Regions from separate parts of the Mus musculus genome. Here region 1 is linked to region 2. Evidence: chromatin loops called from intact Hi-C (ENCODE). Cell type or tissue: gastrocnemius. All regions are shown on one strand. Links, peaks and the distances in the headings refer to the core of each region. The heading gives the core; the rest is flanking DNA. Region 1 overlaps 2610027F03Rik (a long non-coding RNA gene). Region 2 has its middle 33 kb from the start of Celrr.

Region 1 (8,334 bases), core at 191-8,190, 340 kb after region 2:
TGGGAGGGGGGGGATACTTCAACCTCACTGAGAAGATGAAATAGAATAGACATCTTGGGTGGACAGCAGGGGTGGTCATGGAGACTGGATTGGAGAGAGGTGGGGATAGGAATAAGAGGGACCAGATGGAGGGAGAGAGTACTGAGAGAGAAAACTAGAATGGAGGGGGGCATCTCTTGGACAAGCTAAAACTCAGGGCAATGGAAACTGTTAGGAATCTATGAGGGTAACCTTATCTGAGGTTCCTAGCAAGGGAGGATATGGATCCTGAACATGCCATCTCCTATAACAGGCAAGATTTCCAGTGGAGGGAGTAGGACATCAACTGAGCCACAAAACCCTTGACCTGCAATTTCTACTGCTTATAAGATGTACAAGATGGAGAAGAAATTGAGAAAATGACCAATGATTCATTCAGTTTGAGACCTATGCCATGAGAAGGACCCCAATCCTGATACATTGATGATTTTCTGCTATACTTAAAGACAGGAGCCTAGCATAACCATCATCAGAGAGGCTTCACACAGCAACTGATGGAATCAGATGCAGAGAACTACAGCCAAACATTAGGAGAAGCTTGGAGAATCCTCCAGAAGAGGGAGAAGAAGGGTTGTAGGAGCCAGAGGGGTCAAGAACAATGCAAGAAAACCTACAGAGTCAACTAACCTGGGCCCATAGAGGCCCACAGAGACTGAACTGCCAACAAGAGAGCATGTATGGAACTAACGTAGGCCCTCTACACATATGTAACAGTTGTGTAGTTTGGTCTTCATGTTTAACTCCTAACAGTGGGGGCAGGCATGTCTCTAACTCTGTTACTTACCTTTGGATCCCTTTCTCCAAACTGGGCTGCCTAGTCTAGCCTCAGTAGAAGATGTGCCTGGTCTTACTGCAACCTGATATGCCAAGGCTGGTTAAAATCCACAGGACACCTCTCATTTTCTGAACAGAAAGGGAGAGAGGAGTGGATGGTGGGGTTGGGTAGGGTGGGGTAGGGGAATGACTTGGAGGGGAGGAGGGAGGAGAAACTGCAGTTGCAATACAAAGCAAATAAACTAATTAATTAAATAATAGACATATTTCCTCACATTCTGTTCCCTGAGGGCAGAACTGATGCACTATAACGATGTTCACACATGAGACACCATCTTGGTTCATGAACATTGCTCTCTACTGACAAGAATATACACATTTTCTACCTGGAACTGAAGCACTCAGAAGACTGAGGCAGGAGAGTACCAAAGTTGGAAGCCAACCTGGCCCAAGTAACTCCTGTATGAAAGGAGGGAGGGATGGAAAAGAAAAATGGAAGAGGGGAGAGAAGGGAGGCAAATTGTGATTTCAGACCAGGAACGGAAAAGCTTGTGATGTTAGGATCGCCAGCTTGACGAAATCTAGAATCACCTAGGAGACACGCCTCTAGCCACAACTGTTAGGGAATTATACTGAGGTGATAAGACCCGCCCATTGTGGGTGGAGCCATCCCTGCCTGGGAGCCTGTACTGCACAGAGAAGATTGCAAAGCACCTGTGTGCATTCTGCTCTCCCTTCCGACTGTAGATTTAATGTGACCAGCTGCTTCATCTCTGCTGCTTGACATCCCTGCACGATGGACTTTGAGCTGTGAGCTAAATCAACCCTTCCTCCCTAAGGTTGCTTCCAAATGCTTTATCACAGCAACAGGAAAGGAAACTAAGAATCTGAAACAAATTTTTGAGTCAAAAAATAGAGAAAGAAAGGATTTCTCAAAAGTTGATGAACATTTCAGTGGTCTTAACACCATCACAAAATTCATATATTCACAACTAACCTCCAACACGGTAGTATGAGAATGGTAAGGGCTATCAGAGATGATTAGATTCCGTTATAAAGAAGCCTAAAGGCGGCCTGGAGTGATAGCTCTTGTGGAAGACATGAGTTTGGTTCCCAGAATCCACTTCAGCCGTTCACTATTATTGGTAACTCCAGCTCCAGGAGATCTAACGCCCTCTTCTCATCTCCATGAACACCGCACATGGGTAGTGCACATGCATATGTACAAGCAAAACACTTACAGACAGCAAATACAGATAACAGTTTACAAAAAGAGGCAAAAGAAAGTTCTCAGACTCTTCTACATGTGAAAACACAAGATAAAGACAAGATGAAGATGCAGAAGGAGACCTCTGGATACACTAAACAGAATGTCTTGAGCCTGGCTTTCAGACCATGAGCAATAGATTATTGCCACTCATAAATTACTCCGGTAAGGCCTTTTGTTATCGTTCTCCTAAGGAACAAAACTCAGGTCATCTCATAAAGTCATAGAAGGCTACTGAGTGGTATTCTCAATGATCAAGTTTAGAGTGACGGACAGACAAGTGCTGGTACAGCTGTTCCTCTTCCCCTCCCTTTTTCCCATCTTGCTTTTGTAGTTACAATCAATCGACTTAACGTTTTTCTGCTTCTATCTTGCTACATCTGAGCTCTCTGCCTTCACTCCAGCTTTCCCTTCCATCTGAAACTCTAAGCCATGGAAACTGCTCATCACAAAGGCTAGTGCAGGGGGCTCCTCCCCTAGAAAGTATTCCAGAACCTATGTCCAGCCAAGTGCCTCTTCCATGTTCCTCTAGAATACACTGTGGGGGTCTGAGTGCTTCCAGTGAGCTCGAGGGATCCAAGGCTGCACCAGCACTAAAATACAAATATTCACCACCTTGTCCAGCCCTTTTATGTTAGGTTTGAGGATTTAACTCAGGTCTCGGTTCTTTGTTCTTGCACAGCAAGCAATTTACTGCCTGAGTCATCTCCCTAGCTCGATGGCCCTCTCTTTCGCTTGTGTTGAAGGAAGGTCACAATGGCAACCTGCTCTACTTCACCCAGACAGATGAAAAGGATAGAAGGTGCCTGTGCCACATGGGTTGTGAGCAGAGAAAAGCAGATGCTCTGAGTGACACTGTACTGTTACTTGATAGGGAACAAATAAAGTCAGAGGAAAACCATCAAAGTGCATAGTCTTTGGCCCACGTGAACCTCGAACTTGTCTACTTGTCCTGTGGCTCAGGCCTGAGAGAAGAGACAAAATAGAGGAGACGTTCTGATGACCAGGAGCTGAAGAACCAGCAGTGTAAGTGGATGTCAAGTTGACTTTCGCTGAAGGAATCCAATAATACCATCCTTTGGAATGTCCGTGGAGCTCCATTTGCTGTCTTTTGGTTTCCATTAAACCCTGCAATCGCTTGCCAAGTCTGCAACCCACTCGACCCTCACTCGGTTCTGAGCTCAACTTGAACTTTATGAGGTGCAAGTTAATTTGCATTTGGCAAAATGCAATTTCCTGTTTCTAAGAAAAAGGGACTTTAAAGATTTATTTAAGAGACTCAAATGGCTTCCTGGACATCAAATAGCTCTTACAAAGCAATATTTTAATATGTTAAGTGTAAATGAATTGAAAACACATGAATCTGATTTCCCTTGAACTGCAGATGGGTTTTTACAAATAGAGAGGTGGAGGGAGGGGTGACTTGGCACTGGGGCTGGGGGATTTTCTCTTTCCAAAAAGTTTAGGAAAGTAGATCAAGATGTTAGACAAGCCCTTCCACTCTCCAGGGTTCCCTAGCTCGGATTGTGTATCTCGGAGACTTGTTCATAAACAAAGGGAGGGTTCCAAACCCACTCTTAACCACTCAGCTTTCTGCCTCTGCTGGGCCGAGTCTCCCTCCTCCTCCCTCCCTCAGAAATTCCAGGGCTTCAGTTTCCTTGAGTCCTCCTCACAGCTTCCAGCCTAGGCACCAATGCTAACATCCATGAGTGCAGACTCAGGGGTAGGTCTCTCTCCACCCTCAGCCTCACTTCTCAGACTTCTTGCCAATTTCAGAAGCCATCAGGACTCCGGCCCATTGCGCTCCACTGGAATGTCCACTTCGGACTCCTTTACCAAAGAAGACCTGAAGCTGACTCCCAGGGTAAAAACACCGCCACACCCTTTCTATTGGATGCTTAAGACCACATGAATATCTGCAATGGATGTCTATAGCTGGGGATGCAGCTGAAGGCCATTTGGGGAAAATGGCATCTACCCACTGGGAAGGGTGGCCAGCTAGGGAGTAGGAAACATCTTGCTAATTTGACTTAAACGCTTTTTAAATATTCACACTTTCAGATCCAGTGAGTACAGGCTGGGAAAGCTAAGTTAGAGTTCCACCTGAAATTCAGGGGCAGAAGCACAATAGACAAAGATGTACATCTGTAGATAGAAATATGAGTAGACATGGGTGGAATGAGAAGACCAGTGTACATGGAAGGCTCCTTTGGGGAAATCACAGGACTGGTGTGGTTTAGGGACTTTACGATATTTTAACTGAGACTAAAAAAAAGCACTTTCTGTGCAAGTGTGAAGACCTGAATTCAAACCCTCAGAACCCACATAAAGCTGGATGCAGTGGTGGTACACATCTGTAATCTCAGCACCCCTATAGCTAGATGGGAAGCAGAGAGAGGAACCTGGAAACTCTTAGGCTAGCTAGCCTGGAGTATGCAGCAACAAGCAACAAAGAGCCTTTGTATTAAACAAGGTAGGAGATGAGGACCCAAAACCACCGTTGTTCTCTGATTCCCACATCTGTGCTATGGCATGTGCATACTTACAGTCACATTTGTGAACACACAAAGAGAGACAGAGAGAGACAGAAACAGAGAGCCAAAGAGAGAGAGAGAGAGAGAGAGAGAGAGAGAGAGAGAGAGAGAGAGAGGAATCATTTGGGGGCTGGAGAGATGGCTCGGTGGTGAAGAATGCTTACTGCTCTTGCAGGAGACCTGGGTTTGGTTCCCAGCACCCAGACAGTAGCTCATAATCACCCAAAATTCCAGTTCCAGAGGATCTGCTGCCATCTTCTGGTCACTATAGGCTCTTGCATGCATAGGTGCACACAAACTCACAAAGGTTCACAGTATACACACACACACACACACACACACACACACACACGTATATGTATATGTATATATATGACATATATATACGAATATTTTTAATTGTGCTTAGAAGTATATACCATGAAATTTACCACTCTACCCCTTTGAAGTGCCTTGCTCACTGCTATAGGTATATTTACATTGTTGTGTAACTATCCCTAGGGCCTACTTCCAGAGCTTTCTCTCATCTTCTCAAGCTAGTCAAACCCATCAATGTGTGACCAACCTTCTAATATCACAACATACTGCAAAGATATGTTCAGTATTCTGCTTTGGACTCTTTTGGATACACTCTCAGAACTGCTGAGTCATGTGTTAGTTCTATTTATATTTTTTTCCATTTTCAAGATGTGCATTGTGTGTGCATGTGCTGCGTGTGTGTAGATGAGCATGTGGGTGAGCATGGATACATGTGCAGGTGAAGGCTGAGGCTGGTATCCAGAATCATCTTCAATGGCTCTTTCACCTCATTCATTGAGTCAGGGCCTCTCAATCAATATGGCAAGTCTTGCTATCTGCTTGATAGGGACATGCCCTTTCTCTGTCTTCAGAGGCTAAAATTGCAAGCGAGCTGCCACACCCATGGGGACATTTGTGTGGATTTCTAGGGATCTATACTCAGGTCCCTATTCTTTGTGTGGTGTGCACTGTAACCATTTGGCTATCTCCCCAGCCCACTATTTGCCTTTTAAATGAACCACCACTGTGCTTTCTAGGGCTGTTGCCTTGTATTCTATTGCCATCACCAATGCTGAACGTTTTGACTCTTCCATATCTGAAAACATCAGTTCTTCCCTATTTTTTTTTTGGTTTTGTTTGGGTTTTTTTTTGTAGCAGCAATCCTGATGCATGTGGCATGTTAAATTCAAATGTCCTTAATGACCAGTAATATTTTATTATGTGCTTACTGGCCATGGAACTGTATATGCATTTAGAAGGATCTTTACTAGTATCTCTTAGTGACTTTTTCTGTTACAGTAGAAGAATACCCTAACACTACAAAAACAAAAACAAAAACAAAAAAAAAGCAACATTACAAAGAAAGGGTTGATTTTTTGCTTACAGAGCCCATAGTGGTGGGAAAGATATGGATGACAGTAGGACCATGAGGTTGGGCTAGCAATCAAGAAGTAGAGAGATTCCATCTCTCCCCCACACAGGGAAAGTACAGGAAGTAGGACCAGGATACAATCATCACCATCCCAAACCCATTCCCAGTGGCCATGCTTCCTCTAGCAAGACTACACCTCCTAAAGGTCCCATTACATTCCTAAACAGCACAAGGCTGGGCATCAAATGTTGACGCACAGGAGCCTATGGGAGAAATTTCATACCCTAACCACAATGAAATCTTTTGCCCAGATTAATCCCTCCCCACCCCCTGTGTGTGTGTGTGTGTGTGTGTGTGTTTTCTGTGTCTTCTCTCTTATGTGTGCATACTCATGTTCATATGTGCATGGGAAGGCCAGGGGTCAATATCGAGTGTTTTCCCTAACTGCTCTCTATCTTTCCTGCCCCCTAACCCCAGCTGAGATCAGAAGTGTGCAGCACCATGCCTGGCTTTTTCTGCATGGTTCTAGGAGATCAAACGTAGGCCCTTGGGCTTGTACAGCCATCCCTGGCTGAGCCATCTCCACTGCTTCCAATGCATTCTTTGGTTGGGCTGTCTGTTTCTTATTATGATTGGCTGGCAGGAAGTCTTTAACATTTTCTGGATATCTATTCTTTATCCAGGAGCAGACTCTTGAATCTGCTTGTCATTCTCTATCTTGCCTGTTGGTTCTGTTCAGTGTCCTTTGGTGTCTCCTGGAACTGTGCGCATGACAAAGTTCTCACAATAAACATGGAGACCAGGCATTGCTGTCCCATCCTGATTCTCTACTTCCCAGTTCACTCTCCAGCAAGGCAGATGAAAGTCAATCTCCGCGATGGAAGTTCACAGTTCAAATTCTAAAGGTCACCAGGATAGAAAACTGCTACTCAGTCCTTTTCAAAGCTAATTTATATAGGCTGGAGGCCTAGCTCAGCAGCTAAGACTGAGTACCGCTCTTGCAGAGGATCAGAACTCAAGTCCTAGCACCCATATCAGGCAGCTCACAACTACTGTGAACTCCAGTCCAAGGGTTCCCACGCCCTCTCCAAGCTTCTGTGGGCACTGCACTCACATCCTCAAACCCACACATATACATAAAAAATTAAACCATTTATTTTGTGGGTTTTTTTTTTTTTGAGACAGAGTTTCTCTGTGTAATCCTGGCTGGCCTGGAACTCACTTTGTAGACCAAGCTGGCCTTTAATCCAGAGACTGCTCACCTGGGGATCCATACCTTATACAGTCACCAAATCCAGACACTATTGTGGATGCCAACAAGTGCTTGCTGACAGGAGCCTGATATAGCTGTCTCCTAAGGGGCTCTACCAGTGCCTGACAAATACAGAGGTTGATGCTCTCAACCAACCATGAGACTGAGCACAGGCTCTCCAATAGAGGAGCTTGAGAAAGGACCTAAGGTGCCAAAGGGGTTTGCAGCCCTATAGGAGGAACAACAGTATGAATCACCCAGTATCCCTAGAGCTCCCAGAGACTAAATCACCAACCAAAGAGTACACATGGAGGGACCCATGGCTCCAGCCACATATGTAGCAGAGGATGGCCTTGTTGGTCATCAACCAGAGGAGAGGCCCTTGGTCCTGTGAAGGCTCAATACCCCAGTGTAAGGGAATGCCAGGGCAGGAAGCAGGAATGGGTGGGTTGGTAAGCAGGGGGAGGGGGAGGGGAAAGTGGGTTTTTCAGAGGGGAAACCAGTAAAGGAGATAACATTTGAAACGTAAATAAAGAGAATATCTAATTTAAAAATAATTTAATAGAAAGGTGGGAGAATTCTCACATTTTTTACCTCAGACTGGTGACTCAGTTTCCATGCTGTGACCTCAGATATGACTGCTTCCCTTCAAGAAAAGATGTATAAACAGGTCTCCATTCGGTTCCTCCTCCTAGCCAGCCCTGTGCAGCTTGGGTCTTCATAGCCAAGCCCTACTCTGTGCTCAGTTTGCTGGGGGATTCTTTCTGGACTCATTCGCAGGCTCTGGGCTGTATCTCATGCTTAAACTGCAAGCCTCCTGGAGAAGCATTTTTGGTTTTGGTTTTTGTTTTTTTTTAAGGAAGGGTCTCATGTAGCTCAGGCTAGCCCCAAGCTTATATGTAACAGAAGATGACTTGGAGCTTCTGGCTGTCCTGACTACCAAGTGCTAGGATTAGAGATGGAGCAGGGGTGGGGGTTGTACACTAGGCAAGCATCCCATCAACCAAACTGCATTCCCAGCACCAGCTTTAAAACTAGAACTTGGGTTACAGGTGGCTGTGGGCTACCTGGGCACGAG
Region 2 (8,334 bases), core at 285-8,284:
TTAATCTGATTGTTCCTGGCACTCGTCACAAAAATAAGAGAAGCAAAGAGTGCAGTTAACTGTGGAGCCAAGATCACCATGCAAGGATCACCTGGGGGAAGTTGCAGAAAGCTTCGACCAGCGACTTCGTCCAGTGGATCCATTGCTACAGGAAAGCCAGAAGACAAAGCTGCGCTCAAAGGCAGCCTGCACACAAAGACATTTGTTCACTCGGCAGCAGATGTCTTGGTTTTCTATAGCTAATGAGTCTCATAGGTGAGACACAAGAAGAGACCTGAGGAGAGGGGCCGTGGCAAAGGTACACTGGTAACCCTGCCAACGAGCCTCCTTGGTGACGGCTTAAAGCTACTGACACAGAGAAATTCTTGTTTAGACCGGAAAGCAAATGGCCTAGAAGTCAGCTCTGATAGTTAGTCAGGGTGTAATTAGATACAAATGGACCTTGATTAATAAGGATCCCTGAAATCCTCTTCTAAAGGATTTCATACCCTTCATGTCAGGGACTTACAGGCTGAAGCATGTCCCTTATTGCCATGGTGTCCTACAGGTATGTCTCAGCGGAACTCAGACATTAGCTGGGGCAGGGGCTCTGTCAGAATGCTTGCCTAGCACGCACAAAGCCCTGGACTTCCTCCCTGGTACTGCGTGAGCTCAGGTGCACTGGTGCTTGTGGCTTGTCTGCAATCCTCACACTCAGGAGGTGTAGGCAGGAAGATGGGAAGTTCAGGGTTGTTCTGGGCTTCACAGTGAGTTTCAGGGCAGCCTGGGGTTCATGGGCTGTCCTCCAAAATGGCTGGTGGAAATGGACAAATGGCTCAGGGGTTAAAAGCACTCGCTGCTCCTGTTTGGGTCCAGTTGGGCAGCTCATAATTAACCCAGACAAAAGAAACATTTAAAAAAAATCACACTCACACACTTGCATACACATATACACGGACAAACATATGTGTATACATGTACACACACACACACATACATATACATGTACACGCACACGGAACAATCGGCAGATTACCCATCACCAGTGATCCTCAGTCCCTGGTAAAACTCTGCTCCTTTGCATTGCCTTTCATTTCAACAATGTCCAGTGGGCAAACAGCTGCCTTAGTCTTCTAGAAGAATTTGCCAGATTGGTCTGCTCATGATCATGTTTTTTAACCAGTTCTGTATCTGTATTTACTAACAACTCTTGGTTCAAAATATCCTGCTGAACACAGCGATCTGTCTCAGCGCCGACTTTCAGCTCTCTGCCTCAATCCATCAGAAAGCCCCCTAATCCTTCTTGGTTTGCCTCAAATTACACTTAATATCAGCCCAACCTTGTCTTTAATAGTCTCACCTAGGCGATTTGCATGTAATAAACAAATTGGTCGTCCGCTGATTATGTCTAGGATACAGGTCATAAATCAATCTACAAATCACCGGCTACAAGAATTCTCGCAGCTAATGGAGAACAGAACCTGATAATGCTAAGTTTGTCTCTCAAAATTAATTTGTTCTTTAGAACCAAAGGATTTCATTTTTCATCCACAATAAATATTAGATTCAGGTCAGGAATGAAATTCATGTTACTATTCTGGATTTTGTCACCCGAGCATATAATTTGATAGATCATTTTCACAGACTGCCAACAAGGAATCTCCTTAGTCATACATTATTCTCCTGGAGTGGGTTTCCCTTCCCTTTGGTCTAAGATGAGCTTAGAACTAACTTGGACACATAGAGCTACACCAGGACCATACACCTCTTCAAAAAGAAGGTATTTAATTGGGAGGGGGCTGGCTTACAATCACAGGGGTTTAGTCAATTATCATCATGGTGGGAAGCATGGCCAGCATCCAGGCAGACATGGTAATGGAGAGATAGCTGAGAGTTCTACACCCAGATCTTCAGACCGCAGGAAGGGAGAGACATTGGGGGTTAGCCTGGCGTTGGCTCTCGAAATCTCAAAGCCCAGCATGTAACTATATGAACCTATCAGAGCCATTCTCACAACCACCCACACTTGGATAGACTCCAACCTGAGGAATTGCCTCCATCACACTGGCAGACCTATAGGGGTGCATTCTTGATGGACGGTTACGTGGGAGGGCTCTTCCCCCTGTGGTGGTGCCATCCCAGGGCTGGTAGCCAATGTTGGATTAAGAAAGCAAGCTAAGCAGAACAGAGGAAACAAGCCAGTCAGCAGCGGTCTTTGCTTCAGTTCCTGCCTGCCGGTTCCTGCCGTGGCTTCCCTGGGTGACAGACTCTAGCTGATAAGATACAGTGAACCCTCATTTCTCCACGTTGCTTTTCGTCATGGAAACGATGCAATTCATTCCACAGTAAAGTGGCTAGAAGGCAATGTAGCTTCTGCTCTCAAGTTCTGGGGCCACGCAAAGAATCTCGGATCAAGCCCCTGAGCGGTGATGGGCTCGCTGGAGAGACAAGTTGGAAGAAATGCCTTATGCACCTTAGACGAACTTCAGCTAAGAACCGTTGCACATCCAGCTGAGCTCAGCAAACCCCAGATATTAGCTCTCTGCTGAGCCCTGATAAAGTTTCAGAATCAAAATGATCAGTGCTGGTTGAAGTCACTAAATTTGGAGGAGGGTAAAGCTGCATTACTGTAGTCTGAAATAGCCTGCAAGCATGGCCAGAGTTCCAGCCCCTGAAACTCACAGCAAAGGCCTGCAATAGCAGTTTACATCTATAATCTCAGTGCTGAAGGATCCCAGGCTCACTGGCCAGCTAGGTTAGCTGAATCCATGAGATCCAGGTCACAAGAGACCCTGTCTCCAACACCAAGTTGGACCACATTGATCATGATTAGAGAAAGGCGACGCTCTTCAGACATTGTACCTGAGGTAAAAGATTGGGAGCTTATTCTAGAAAGACAACTTTTAAAAGAAAATTCTCAAATAAATTCCAGAAGACAGAGTTGGCTCGCCTGGAACTGGGCTTACAGTGATCATGAATTACCTGTGTACTGCTTGATGTGGGTGCTGGGAACAGAAATTGGGTCCTCTGAGAGAGCAGCAAGCCCTCTTAACCACGGAGCCATCTCTCCAGCCCCTGGAAAGACAAGTTTTAAACAGGAAGAACCATAAATCTATGCATCAGTGCTCACAGCTCACAGCTCCAGGGGTGGCTTTCTGACCCAGGAGTCTAGCTCCCGTCCAAGAAAAGAACTGTAGTCTTAGCATCTCTTTCTTAAAATGTTGCTGAGGATTTAACACAGAAGATGCAGGTGAAAGATGTTTGGGGTTTCAGGGATGGCCCAGTAAGCTAATTGCTTGCCACATGAGCATCAGGATCCCCAGCACCTACCTCAAAGGCCAGGCATTATGGTTCATGCCTGTAACCCTACTACTGGGCAGGGGATGGAGACTAGTGGAGCCTGCTGCTCAGCTAGAATAGTCAATCAATGAACTCCAAATTTAGAGACACACCTTGCCCCAAAACATAAGGGGGAGAGTGAAAGAAGAAGACTTCTATATGTGTATGCGTGAATAAACAGACACTCATATACATACATACATACCCCCCCCCCACACACACACACTCTACCCACTCACTCCACACACCCACAAAGACAGCTGACAGGAAGTACCAATGAATCACAGCTTTTATTGTTAGGCAAAGCAAAGAAACTATATTCTAAGAATACCCCTTCATACTCTGCCATTGCTTATGCAGTCACTGAAATTAAGAATCACGGTGTCTATTAAGAATTCTCTCAATGACACTCAACCTCACTGAAGCATAGGAAATAACTGAGAGCAGTAATACTTGTAAGAAATGAAACAAAATGAGGCTAATGCAAATAAAAAGGAGTTACCTACTGGCTTTTCCCAATTAATTAGCATATGCACATTCAATTATTCATACCTTAGGGAACTCATTTAGGCAATCAGGTGTCCCATAAATATTCATTATTATTTACCTTCGGTGTTCAGTCCAGAGGATTGGAAATTGGCAGTGTTTTCTCAATATATTTCACAACTGGTTGGTTTGAAAAAGATTACCTGGACCTAAACTCCTATGTCATTAAGGCCAAGAACGTTGTGCCACATGAATGCTGAATTAAAAGAGCCTGTTGTCAACTCCTGGGTGGGGTCTCTGTCATCCACCTGAAAGGCCAGTGTTCTGCTTGGGGTAGGAAGTAGTAGCTGCGATTCTGACCTTCGCCCACTAGCATGCACTCTTTCACAGTTTTTCCTTGGTGAGCAGGCCCGGGCCTACAGGAACTGGGAGGGCTACAGTGCCGTTGGAATTTATTGGCGAGCAGAGTGAATGTGATTTGTACATATGAACGCATTGTGCCTCCGGCATGGACAGGACCTCGCTTCTCTGTTTCTGAAGAGCGGCCTCACAGCTTTAGTGTATGGAGGAGAGGGTGGGCAAATCAGGACGGATGAGACAAATTTGTAAGGCCCAGATGCAACAAGAAACTGCTGGCCTCTCTGTTAAATATAATAAGCAGTTTTAGGCAGCAAATGCTTTTTGCTCTTGCAGAGGAACTGAGTTCAGTTCCACCAGGGAACCCAATGCCCTCTTCTGACTTCCATGGGTGCCTGCATGCACATGCACACAGATACCACACAAATAAAGAACAACAACAGCAAAAGTCTTAAGAAAGGGAATGTGGGTGGAGATGATGTAAATATAATGCATGCATGGAATTCTCAAAAAGTTCAAATTAAAAAAAAATCCAGGACAAAAGGCCTTTTTTGGTGATCTAGAAATGTATTTTGTATCATAGGTCCAGTGTTCTCCCTTTATTATTTGTGAGATCCCACCCAAGTGTGCAGATGCTCAAAACCTTGTCCAAAAGGGTATACAGAACCCACGAGTGTCTGCAATTTCACTCATGCCCAGGTTAATTGTAGCAGTGTGAATGCCAGTGGACGTTCACTACACTGTACTGTTCAGGGAGCATTGAAAAGGGTCTGTCCATGTGCAGTAAAAAAAAAATCCATTTAAAACATTTTAAAAATTTTGAAATAATTCTTGAGGCTTTCATGCGGATGTTCGATGAAATATGATCCGCCCCACATTTCCCTCTCCAACTCCCCCATCACACCCCTCCCAATTTCATATCTTCTCTCTCTTTTTGATAACTGAGTCCAGTTAGTGCTGGCCATATGTGTGTGGGTGGGGGCATCCCCTCGAGCATGGGAAGCCTACCAGTGGCCATATCCTCAAAAAAGAATGCATCTCCTTCCCCCCCTTTAAAAAAGGATTTTCACTGCATTTCCTGTGAGTGTGTGTGTGTGTGTGTGTGTGTGTGTGTGTGTGTCCCTTAGGTGTTACAGGAATGTTGTTCACCTTGCTCTTTCAGGCAGCCTCTCATTGGCCCAGACCCCACATACTTGGCAAGGCTAGCCTCCAAGCAGGGTCCAGAGACCTCCCTATCTTCACTTCTCCAGCAATGACATCATAGCCATGTACCCAGCCTTTTACTCAGGGGGTAGAGATTCAAATTCAGGTCCTCATGTGTACACCAAGCATTTTAGGGACAGAGCCACCTCCCCGGGCTCTGTATTCTGTAATTCTTGAGTGTGCGTTAAAGCCACTGTACTATGTGCAAGGACCTATGCCTTCCCATTGTGAGAACACAAAGCTGTGCAGAATTGCTGGGTTGTTACATGATGCGACTCTTATCATAGACCTCCAAACGGACCTCATCGTCTGCCTTTAGCAGGCAAGGAAATCAAGCTTACAAAGGGGTAAGTGACTTAATCTGCACCAGGAAGGACTACATGTAGATGAAAACCCAGGTCTGTCCATCACACTCAATCTCCCACCTGCTTCCCTGGCAAGTTTTGTTTGTGGGATACACCTGGCATGTGCTTGGGCGGGGGTGGGGGGTTGATTTTTCAACTTCCAATAATTGTATTTATTTTTAATGATTTTGCAACTGCTCTCGGCTCCCAACTATGGGCACAGTAAATTCCTGCAAGAACTGTTTGTAGAGCAAGTCACAAATGCTACCCATCCCTTGCCCTCCAGGCTGCAGACAAAAGACCTTTTCATTGTGCTCAAATGGATCCAGTCAGTGAAGCCGCATAAACTCATGGGACCATTTATTTTCCAAAAAAGAGCCAGTCTAAACTTTGGGGTCCACACTTGAAATCCACCCATCTGGTGCAGGACCAGTCATGAAAGACCCTTTGAGCAAAGAAAGTCTTCAGAACTCAGAGTAGGGTCAAGCTGTTTCCTTAAAGTTCCGATCTCTCCAAAAGTATATGAAATGAGGGGGGACGTGGGGTGTGGGGTATCATAAAATGGTGTCTTAAGAGTATTTTTGTTTTTAATGGTAAGAGGACAATTCTGGAGCATCCCGACCACTGGAAAGGCAGGAACCTTTTGTTGGAAGCTCGGAGAAGCTACTCTGGTTGCCATGCAGACTGAATCTGTAGGAAGGCTTTTGCAGAGTTTCTTGAAGCCCCAGCCCCTTGCAGCTAGCAACCAGCATGAGCAAAGCTGGGGCTGCTCATTAGAGTCATCAGTTAACCCCCTGCCCCTGCTGCTTGCCTCCTTATTGTAATTAATTTTATGGACCCTTTAAAAAGAAAGAGACAGAAAAGAAAAGAGAGACCTCGACATTTTATGCTACATTGCACAAGCAATTGAAAGTTGCAGGGAAAGAAGAAGAAAAAAAAGACCCAACCACCAAATGTTTAGCAGCCTTTTCTTCTATTTCAAATGAGCAACCTATTTAAATCAATTATCAGCTCAAAATGAGCAAGCTGATCTAATTAGTCTTGGCCCCTGGGGGGTTAATGAATGAAAGGGGGTGCAGGGGTGTGGGTGGATGTGTGCTCTCTCTGGAGTCTTTGGAAATGACCACACTCACACACACATCCTCTTCTAAGTGGCTAAGTCTTGGTGAATTACAGGATTGGGCAGGCAGGCAGGCAGGCGGGCGGGGGGGGGGGTGCGGGGGGGATGGTTTGGGGGAGAGGAGGGGGAACGGCAAGGGGACTTAGCTGTTTCCTCTGCTCCCTGGGCAAAGTGACTATGCTCTGCACAGGGGATTTTTTTTCAGACTGTGTTTTTCCACACAGCGGTCATTAGCATGTGATAAGTAGCTCAGAATTGCGAATAAATCAATGTGTGTTTTCTTTAAGCATGTTTGAGAGGGAGCAACGTATTGACTTCAGAAGAAAAAATGCTGTTGAATGATGATGGCCCTGGGCCTGAGTCTCTCTGCAGAGAGAGCCTCCTCTCTATTCTGCTCTAGTCAGGCCGTGCCCGCCCTTGACTCAGGATGGCCCCTGGACATTAATATATAGTTAATCAAGGGGCTAACGCAAGGAGGCAGTGGAACAGACGAGGAACAATAAGTTTGGGTGGTGTTTGACTGAAGCTCTCAAGTTTCCCCAGATTTTTTTTTTAAATATATCTTTTCAAGCGTTCCTCTGTGCAAGGGAGGAGATATTTGCTTTTTGGGTTCTGACATTTCTTACCCCAAATGTTAACTCTCTGGTAAATGTTACAAGTATTTATGGTTTGGGAATTTGATATCTGTTACTTTTTTGAATTTCTCTTTTCTGGTGCAAATGACGCAGGTTTGGAGGTCAGGCAGCCGGGCTCCCAAACCTATGTGCGTGTGACCTTCGGCGACTTTCTCTGCCTTTCTGAGTCTTTGGTTCTCATCTTCCACACGGGGATAATTTCACCAGTTTGTTTGAGGATCGTGATACCATGTATGGACCCATCACTTTTATTGTTTCTGTGACAGAACACCTAACAAAAGCAGCTTAAGGGGGAGGGTTTATTTGGTTTACTGTTCAAGAGTAGAGTCCATTATGGTGGGGAAGGAAAGATGGCAGGAGGATGGGGCAGCTGCTTACACGGCACCCATCTCCAGTCAGAAAGCAGAGAGCTGGAATGCTGTGCTTAGCTCACAGTCTCCTTACTATTCAATGGGAAATTGGCTTTTTGCTGCTTAAGCTTGTTGGAAGTGACTCTGGAAGTAAGGAAACACTTGCCCCATCTCCTCTAAAACTCCCTGTCTGAGAGCAGGGCGGCTTCCTAACTCTATAACAAAAGGAAAAGAAAATTGCAGATGGCTAAGAGTTCAGAAAGCAAAGGAAGATGTTCGTGCTTACCCTATGATATAAAAGTGCCTGGGGCTGGGGAGAGATGCTGAGCTCAGGCCTCAGCCAGGAAAGAAAGCTCAACCAGGACTCCAGCTGCCTCAACTGCCTCAACTCCCCCAGTCGGTTTCTGCTGGAAGATCACCAGATCCCAATAGTGTGATGACTGGTCCCCTTTCTGCGGCAGTTTGTCCTCTTCAGAGCCTTGCTCAATGGGGATACTTTGCCATGATCCTCATCAGCTGTC

Evidence for each region. A loop is a pair of places that touch in the nucleus more often than their neighbours do. Peaks named below come from ENCODE experiments on the same cell type or tissue, not always from the same donor. Only the 100,000 strongest peaks of a DNase experiment are listed, where the experiment ranks them.
Region 1: a loop joins it to region 2, with 4 times the contacts of the local background. A loop is called at or near these places in 4 of 42 quality-filtered maps.

Annotation. Positions count from the first base shown.
Region 1 is chr1:120,710,593-120,718,926 of GRCm38, reverse strand. The region is part of intron 2 of 2610027F03Rik (a long non-coding RNA gene); the gene reads right to left. Among named protein-coding and RNA genes, the nearest start is that of 2610027F03Rik, 29 kb to the right of the region's middle. In gastrocnemius, for the core only: a CTCF peak has its summit at 4,840 (motif pointing left); no DNase peak of the experiment used is centred there.
Region 2 is chr1:121,049,779-121,058,112 of GRCm38, reverse strand. No RefSeq gene overlaps it. Among named protein-coding and RNA genes, the nearest start is that of Celrr, 33 kb to the left of the region's middle. In gastrocnemius, for the core only: a CTCF peak has its summit at 4,189; DNase peaks (open chromatin) are centred at 2,031, 4,201 and 5,403.